Linked DNA regions of Homo sapiens: region 2 is linked to region 1. Evidence: read pairs that join two places in POLR2A ChIA-PET (ENCODE). Cell type or tissue: MCF 10A. All regions are shown on one strand.

Evidence for each region. Peaks named below come from ENCODE experiments on the same cell type or tissue, not always from the same donor. Only the 100,000 strongest peaks of a DNase experiment are listed, where the experiment ranks them.
Region 2: POLR2A ChIA-PET joins it to region 1 with 6 read pairs; 1 of 35 experiments calls an interaction of 5 or more read pairs at or near these places.

The regions. Positions count from the first base shown.
Region 1 is chr7:42,676,373-42,680,372 of GRCh38, reverse strand. All of the region lies in intron 1 of LINC01448 (long intergenic non-protein coding RNA 1448), which reads left to right. Among named protein-coding and RNA genes, the nearest start is that of LINC01448, 28 kb to the left of the region's middle. In MCF 10A, no CTCF peak of the experiment used is centred here; DNase peaks (open chromatin) are centred at 1,912 and 2,352.
Region 2 is chr7:42,271,039-42,275,038 of GRCh38, reverse strand. No RefSeq gene overlaps it. Among named protein-coding and RNA genes, the nearest start is that of GLI3, 36 kb to the right of the region's middle. In MCF 10A, a CTCF peak has its summit at 1,564; DNase peaks (open chromatin) are centred at 798 and 1,538.

The DNA of each region.
Region 1 (4,000 bases):
TTTTTTTTTCAGCTAGTTTGTTGTCTCTATATAGAAATGCCACTGATTTTTGTTGTTGATTTTGTATCCTGCAACTTTACTGATTTCGTTTATCAGTTCTGAGTTTTTTGGTAGAGTCTTTAGATTTTTCTATGTATAAGATCATTTATCTGCAAGCAGGAACATTTTGACTTCCTCTTCTCCAATTTGGATGTCCTTTATTTCTTTCTCTTGCCTAACTGCTCTGGCTAGGACTTCTAGTACTATACTGAATAAGAGTGGTAAGATTTTGTTCTCATTCTGTATGATTTTAGTTTGTTATATGTGGCCCTCATTATGTTGAGGTACTTTCCTTCTATACCTAATTTATTGAAGGTTTTTACTATGAAGGGATGTTGAATTTTGTCAAGTGCTTTTTCTGCAGCTGTTGAGATGATCATATAATTTTTGTCCTTATAATTCTGCTGATGTGATGTATCGTGTTTATTGATTTGCTTATGTTGAAACATCCTTACATCCATAGGATGAATTCTACTTGATCATTGTGTGTGATCTTTTTGATGTGCTGTTGGATTCAGTTTGCTAGTATTTTGTTGAGAATTTTTGTCTCTATGTTCACTAGGGATATTGGTCTAGAGTTTTCTTTCATTTTCGTGTCCTTGTCTGGTTTTGGTATCAAAGTTACACTGGCCTCCTAGAATAGAAGAATTTGTATTAATTCTTTAAGAGTTCAGTAGAATTCAGCTACGAAGTCATCCAGTCCTGGACTTTTCTTTGTTGGGAAGTTTTTATTACTGGTTCAATCTCATTACTTGTTTTTGGTCTGTTCAGTCTTGCTATTTCTTCTTGGTTCAATATTGGCAGGTTGTATGTGTCCAGGAATTTAGCCATTTCCTCTAGGTTTTTAAATATATTGGCATATAATTGTTCATAATAGAGATTAATAAGTTTTGAAACTGAATTTTTCTGTGCTCTGTATCTGATTTCTAATGAGAATAGATACATTACAGTATTTTGAAACTGAGTCCTTCTGTGTTCTTTATCTGATTTCTAATGAGAGTAGATACATTACAGTATCTAAATGTTTTAAAATCTAATAATTTTACGACTAATGTAGGAGGTAGGAGTAGGGAAACAAAGTTTGTCTGGCAGTATGATTGATTATTGTTGAATTTTTGGTGAGGAAATAGACCCCAGACCTTGATCTAGAGGGAGGAAGAGTAAGACAAAGAGCACTATATTGGTTGCCGATTAAAACAAGGAGCATTTAAATTTTTCATGGTAACTTAAGAAGGAAAGAGTGAGAGGGCTCTGGATGAACAGGAAGCAGGGCCAGCTGCATGGAAGGCTGTAGAAGGCAGGGGTCAGCCAGTGAGATGCTTCCCGGGGGGAAATGGCCAGGAGACTTCTAGGATCAGGAGGGTCGCATATGGACTAATAGGCAGTGTTCAGTCATATGCTCCTTTACCTCTGACTCCTTAATAAATTTTGTTAAAACTACCCAAAGATGGTAGTTTTATCAAAATTAAAGTTGTTTAAGTTAAGAACTTTAACATTAAAGTTGATTAACAGTTTTAATCATGGAAAAGCATCCATGTTTTCACATTTCGTTTGATGCAGAGTGGAGAGAAATAGCAGATGTAAGCATTGAGAATCCAAGTGAAAGATAGTTAAACAGAAGGAGGATATTAGAAGAGGGAGTAACTGTGAGAAATGGAAAGTCCCTGAGATTCCTGAGAAATGCAGGGAGTTGACTAAGTGAGGGATGGGGAATAAACTCATTTTTATTTTAACATTAAAGAGAAGAGTGCTCTCATAAGATGGAAGTCTTGGAAACACCCACACAGCAGATTCTTGGGTTGCACTAGCAAATACATCTGACACTTTTACAAATGGCAACTTCTCCTGACTTGTTACTGACAAGTTGAGCAATGTCTTCAACTTTATAGCGTAAACAGAACTGGGAATCCTGCCTATAACATCCAACATCCTCATGTCATGGGAGGATCATGGTAGAGTTATTCTCAGCACCCAGAATTCTACATAGGAAAATGATTATAAGGGTAAGCCATATTCAAAATAATCTGGTTTTAGTGCCTAAGCCCACAAAGCTGCATTATATAAAATATTGCTTCCTTTAAAATGATGGTCTTGAGAAAACAACATCAAACAGAACTTTCTGAGATCAAGAACAGGAAATGAATGATTCAGCAGGCTGGATATCACCCAAAGAGCTGTCTTCACAGCTGTAAGGAATAGCTGCAAAAAGTTCCAGGGGATTGCCTGGTACCATTTGAAGGCAGTCAGGCTGGGAACCACAGAGAGCTCCACGGAGTGTGGTGAAGGATAATTAGACAGTCCAGCTTCGACTCCCCAGAAATATGTCAGCCTGGTGCCACTGCTTTCTTGACTATCTTCTAACTGCCTCTGAGTCCACATTTGGAGATGCTCCAGGGTGACTCAGGACTTGAGAGAGAGCAAGCATCATCCATGGCAGGAAAGTCAAGGTGTTTGTTCTGCTCTAAGAGCCTGAAAGGATGATTTATCATGGAAGCTGACACTGCTGCACTGTTTTTCAAAATCTAATATAGTGCTGGTTATCTGGCAAGGACTGCCTTTGGGCAGAGCTTGGGTGAGAGTGCAGTTAGTGCTGATTCATTTGTGTGATCTCTCTCTCTCTCTCTCGTGCTCTCTCTCTCATATTAAAGTACAATTAGCAAGCACCCAGATTTTGACTGCTATCATCCAATGCCTGCCCAGTGATTCTCACCTGTACAACACTGCTGACTCTGTGGAGTATATTATGCAGGAAATTGCCCAGGCATTAATATTTGAGACCTGACATTGGAAAAGAGTAGTAGCCCTCAAGTGTGTCTTCTTGAACACATTGTGCCTTGCTTTAGCAGAACAGCAAAGCCCATCTACATCCTATAAGCATTTCCACTACTTAGTCCTGATACGTGTTCCACAAAGCCTTCTTCATCTTCTCCATCTTTCTAAAACATGTTTTTTCATCATGTCACTCTTTTGCTCAAAAATCTTCAGATGTATCTGCAGTATCTTTATAGTACCAGATAGGTTTTTTTCTGAGTCTTATCTTTGTTCTGTTGTGTTTTATGCATCTCTGCAGCTGCATACAACCTTTTTGAGATGAGCTGGGGTATACATGTAAGGAATACATGTAAGGACACATACATGCCTCATATGTAATAAGACATCCATTAGACTTTTTCTGTCATCTAACACTTCCGTTGAAGGCCCCAGGCTGAGGACAAGGATTGAAAAGTACTTCATATTCTTCCAAATGCGCATATCTTCCCCAGGAATTGTTAAGAGATAGCCAAAGTAGTCTTACAAGTCCCTGTTCCACTGTCAAATATTTATAGAAAGAGAAGAGTATAAATGTTAAGGGGAGTTAAATGTAGTGGAGGAAGTTTTAGCAGTTTTCATGTTGCATTGTTGCCTAAGTGGGGACTGCCCAGCATTTCCCGTCCCTCAAACCAGATGAGAAGGGCTCTAAGAAAACTGTGGATGGAAATTGTGGTTGCTGAGAGAAAAGAAGCCTGCATTTCCCTCCACAGTGAGGTGATTTGCTGAGCTATGGTGTCTGCAGGCCTTCCCCAGGGCTTCCAGTCCAGCAGAAGGAAGATTGGTGAGGGAGTTCTCAGGATAATTTTGTGTGTCTCTGAAAACTTGTGGTGTTTGTGAGTGTGGACAGCAATGCTCACTTCTGACCTGGAGAGTCCTGATGGCAGGAAGCTGGATTGAGCAGGTGCAATTGCAGGGTAAGGACAAAGGTCAGGTGCATGGCAAGGATGCTTGAATTTTTCAAAGTGCACAGACATGGGAGAAGAGAACCAGCCTAAAGGCTTTTTAAAGGTACCCTTATGAAGAGGACTAGCTTTGGGCTCCATGCCAGCTGTGAGCATCTTTGTCAGGAGTACTTCTAGGGACAGGTGCTTGTGGATGGTCACAGAGGAGAGCTGGAGAGCACATTAGCTACATTAGTCTGCACATGGCT
Region 2 (4,000 bases), 410 kb after region 1:
CCACATAATTAGTATGAGTACCTGCTAGTTAAAAGCCAAAGAAATGATTAGTGCACATCTTTGGAACAATTTCCAGTAAAAAAAAGGTTCTTAAAAATTTTGGTGCTTTAAAGAGCAATTCTCTATTTGTGGTCCAGGAATATTACATCATTCTATATTTCATTCCTCATGGGTCAAGTTTTCTCTGCCTTAAAGGTTGGTACTAACTCCAAGCAAAACCTTTCTTTGTCTTCCCTCCCAAATTGAGGACACATCAGCTCAAGGGTTCTCCAAGCATAGTTCTGGGGACCTGCTAACAGACCTTCTCAGAGATATGAAAGTCCACTTGTGAGTTCTTTTTGGTGGCTGACTCATAATTCCATAGAACCTTACCACTTAGAGCTATTTTTTATAACTTCCTAATTGAGATATTAAATATAACTAAAATTTGATAATTTATGGACTAAAATTAGCAAGTTCTTTGAGTTTACTGAGAATTCTAAATTAGTATCTTTTTTAAATACAGCAGCCACACAAGGCTCTAACTTTACAAATACTCTACTGTGCATACACATACAGACTGGAAACTTTCCATTTGGGGGGACCAGGTACTTTGTTATTAATTTTTCCTTTTCGCTATCTTAAATTCATTGTAATTTGTAATTGCTCCCATTTTTTGCTTTTTTAAGTATAAATTACTTCTTGACCTGATCATGTTGTGAGTTGATTGGTTATTCCCACAGCGTGGTGAGACAGCTAGATCAGCAATTTTTCTGACATAAAACTTCAAATTACTGGCCTTTACCACATACATATTTTGCAATTCAAGCATGACTCACTTTCTATTACTAATACGTATATGGAAAATCATCCCACTTTTTGTTTCGTACAATGCCTGTGCATTTGCGTTGTTTATACCATGAAGTTAACTGTAATAACATTACTGGACTATTTTTTAAGTTTACAGAACACAATTTCATAATATAAAACCTTGCATAGAAGTTAATAATTTCACAGTAAATATTAAGCAATTCATATATGCTTCTACCAAGTTTATTTGTGTATTTTATCCTTCCTTCTTTGTTACCCCAAAGTTATTTTCTACTGAAGAGTAATAATGGGAGTTAGGGACAGGGAGGCTTTTGCCTACTTCAGAACGCTGAGATTAGGGCTGTGGGGGAAGGGGAGAACAGAGTCTTTAACCAAAAAACAAAACAAAACAAAAATGCCAGGGAGCCTTAAAAGGTAGTTCTCTAAGTTACCAAAATCATATTGTTCTCCAGAATATATCATTATAACTAAAACAGTGTTGCACATGGAGACCCATCCAAATTATGTTTGCCCATGAGCTCCATAAAGAAGCCAAATATGTGTGACTCTGTTGCCCTGCAACAGGCATCTCCTGACTCCTCTGGCTGGTCATCTCACTATGCAGAGGCAGATTTACATCCAGATCATTTTAATCAGACCAAGGTTCTCCGTTGGCCAAGGAAGTGTGGGAATGTCATTCCCCAGAATGCTGTGCATGGCTTCCTCCCCACCCTGGAGGCAGATTCTAGCTCCTTGCCTCTGTGTTCTAGACTGAGTCACAGGCATCCTCTCAGGCATCCTTGCTCCCTCTTGCTGCTTTTAGTTGCAGTGCACTGCTTTCTGCCTCATGTTTCATTCTCAGCTTTGTCTCTTTATCTTTGACATTATTAACAAAGCAAAACACCTTTCTCTTCGATTCATAACCTTAACTTGGGCCTGTATGTACCTTGAAGATCTTCCCTGGATAGTCCACTTAGCAGGTGGTTTAATCCACTTTTTAACACCTCCAGCAAAAGATCTGTTTTGTGGGTAAGGGGAATTGCTTCTAGTTGGGCTCTGGTAGTAAGTGCAAGAGCCACCAGTCCTGGGGCCGATTCTCTGACATGTGAATCACCATCACCAGCATAAATAAAAGCCTATCCTGTTAAGTATCTGCTTGAATACAATGTACCACTGCTAGTCTGGTTCTCCATTCCTGCTGAGTATCAGGAAACAATGTAGAAGCCTATGGCAGGGAAGGGCACCCACAGAGTAAAGTGATGGCCCCCAGGTTCTCTGGTTGAGTCAAATCATGGCTCTGAGTCAGGGGTCATAGAGTGGAGAAGAGTTTAAATGTCTTTCATCCTTACTTCCATCAATTTTATGAGCCAGAATGCTGTGTCTTAACAAGGTGGTGGGTGGGCAAGCTACCAGTTCTCTTTCTTCCATCTATCTCCACTAATCTTAACAGTTTGTGAAAATTCCTCAAAGATTCTGTCAGCTAATTTTTTTTGAGAATTATTTGTGTTTCTGCATCAAGTTTAGTGAGAAGTTATAAAAGGTCACGACTTTTTAAAGTATGTTTAACAAAGTATTTAAATTGAAAACAGGGACCTCCAATTTTAAAATAAATTTTTGACATTTTTCTCCCACAGTTCTATCACACTGACCAGAAAAAAAAAATTAGGCAGCTCTGAAAACGAGGATCACAGGCAACATTTTGGAAAGTTCTTAGATGTATTCCTAAAAATTACTACCAAGCATATTTAGTTGTGGCTGGATTGAAATGCAGAACAAGTTTGTACATGCTTTGCCCTTCAAAATATACGATTTCCCTTTACAACAAAGTAGGTAGGACGAAGGTTCAAACTTCCCTCACTGTCTACTTCTAGCTGGGACATATGTGTTCTGTAACTGATGGGAAAAAGAGAAAAAGGAAATGTGTATAGCCATTACTGCCGAGGCACTGATTTCTGACACACATATTTATGCTCATCAGATCCATTCAGTGCTCCACGAGTTATCGGCATTCCCTTTTTACATTTGTTTAGAGGTTCCAGTTCAATGGAGAAGCAGATCTGTTTCATGGGCGGAGCTTCCTGCCCACTCCTAAGGGGCAACTGCTTCCTTCAGTTCAGTTCCGGTACTAAGCTGAAGAGCAACGTAGCCCTACAGTCAATTCTCTGACAATGTGAATCACAGGCATCTACACAAACCCAGCCTTTGAAGTGAACTCTTCACATATGTGTTCTATGCCTAAGTAAGAAGCAGAAGAGAATACATTTTACCCACAGGCAGATAGTTCCTTTCACATAAAATGCTATGGGTAGGAGTCAAGATATAAAGATGCCTGGGACAGGGGACCCTGGGCTGGGAGTTTTCCCTGGATGTATATGTTGAAGAGAGTCTATACTTATATAAAATATACGTGTTTCCCTAATTTTGAGAGAACTGAGCAGAGAACAGGTGAATTTTCCAATTAAATCCAGAAGAATCATACTAGATGAATAATGAGAAAAGGGAAGTAATTGAGTGCATTGACCTGCTCCACTGCCTTCCATCTGGGAGAACTCTTCATGGACCCAAGTGCAGGTGCACAGGACCAAGGGTCTGGGGCAGGGGATTCTCACTATATTTAAGGATAATTAAAGAGAAAACAACCACAATAATGGTGTAGTATCTATGGAGGAAATACAGCACCACAAGGAAAAAGTATTATTTGGAAGTTTGGGAGGCACAGTTCACCTCTGGTAATTATTTTTGACAAGACACACGAGAACATTTCAAAAAAAGGCTGATTGGTGTTCCCAGTAGGACATAGGAATTTAAAGCTCTTGGGAAAAGGAGAATAGACTTCTGTGAAAAGATCAAAGATAAAGAAGAGATATGAAACCAAGAGCTCGAGAAGCAGACTGAGAGGTAAATTGATAGTAAAGCAATACTATTGCTTTATTTTGTATATGTATACATATACATACATATAATATATAATATATAATGCATAAAAATGGAACAATGTAAGTTAAAATACTAATGGCAATATTAAGATTAATAGTTGGATTCTTCATGATTTTCAGCATTATTTATGTTCTCAAAAGTAAGCATTTTTATAAATAGGAAAAATAAAAGTGATTAATAATAATGCTGTTTTAATTATAAAGACAATATAATAATGTAATAGAAAAATTTAAAAATAGTAAAAATGTATAACCCAATGACCCTGTTACCATTT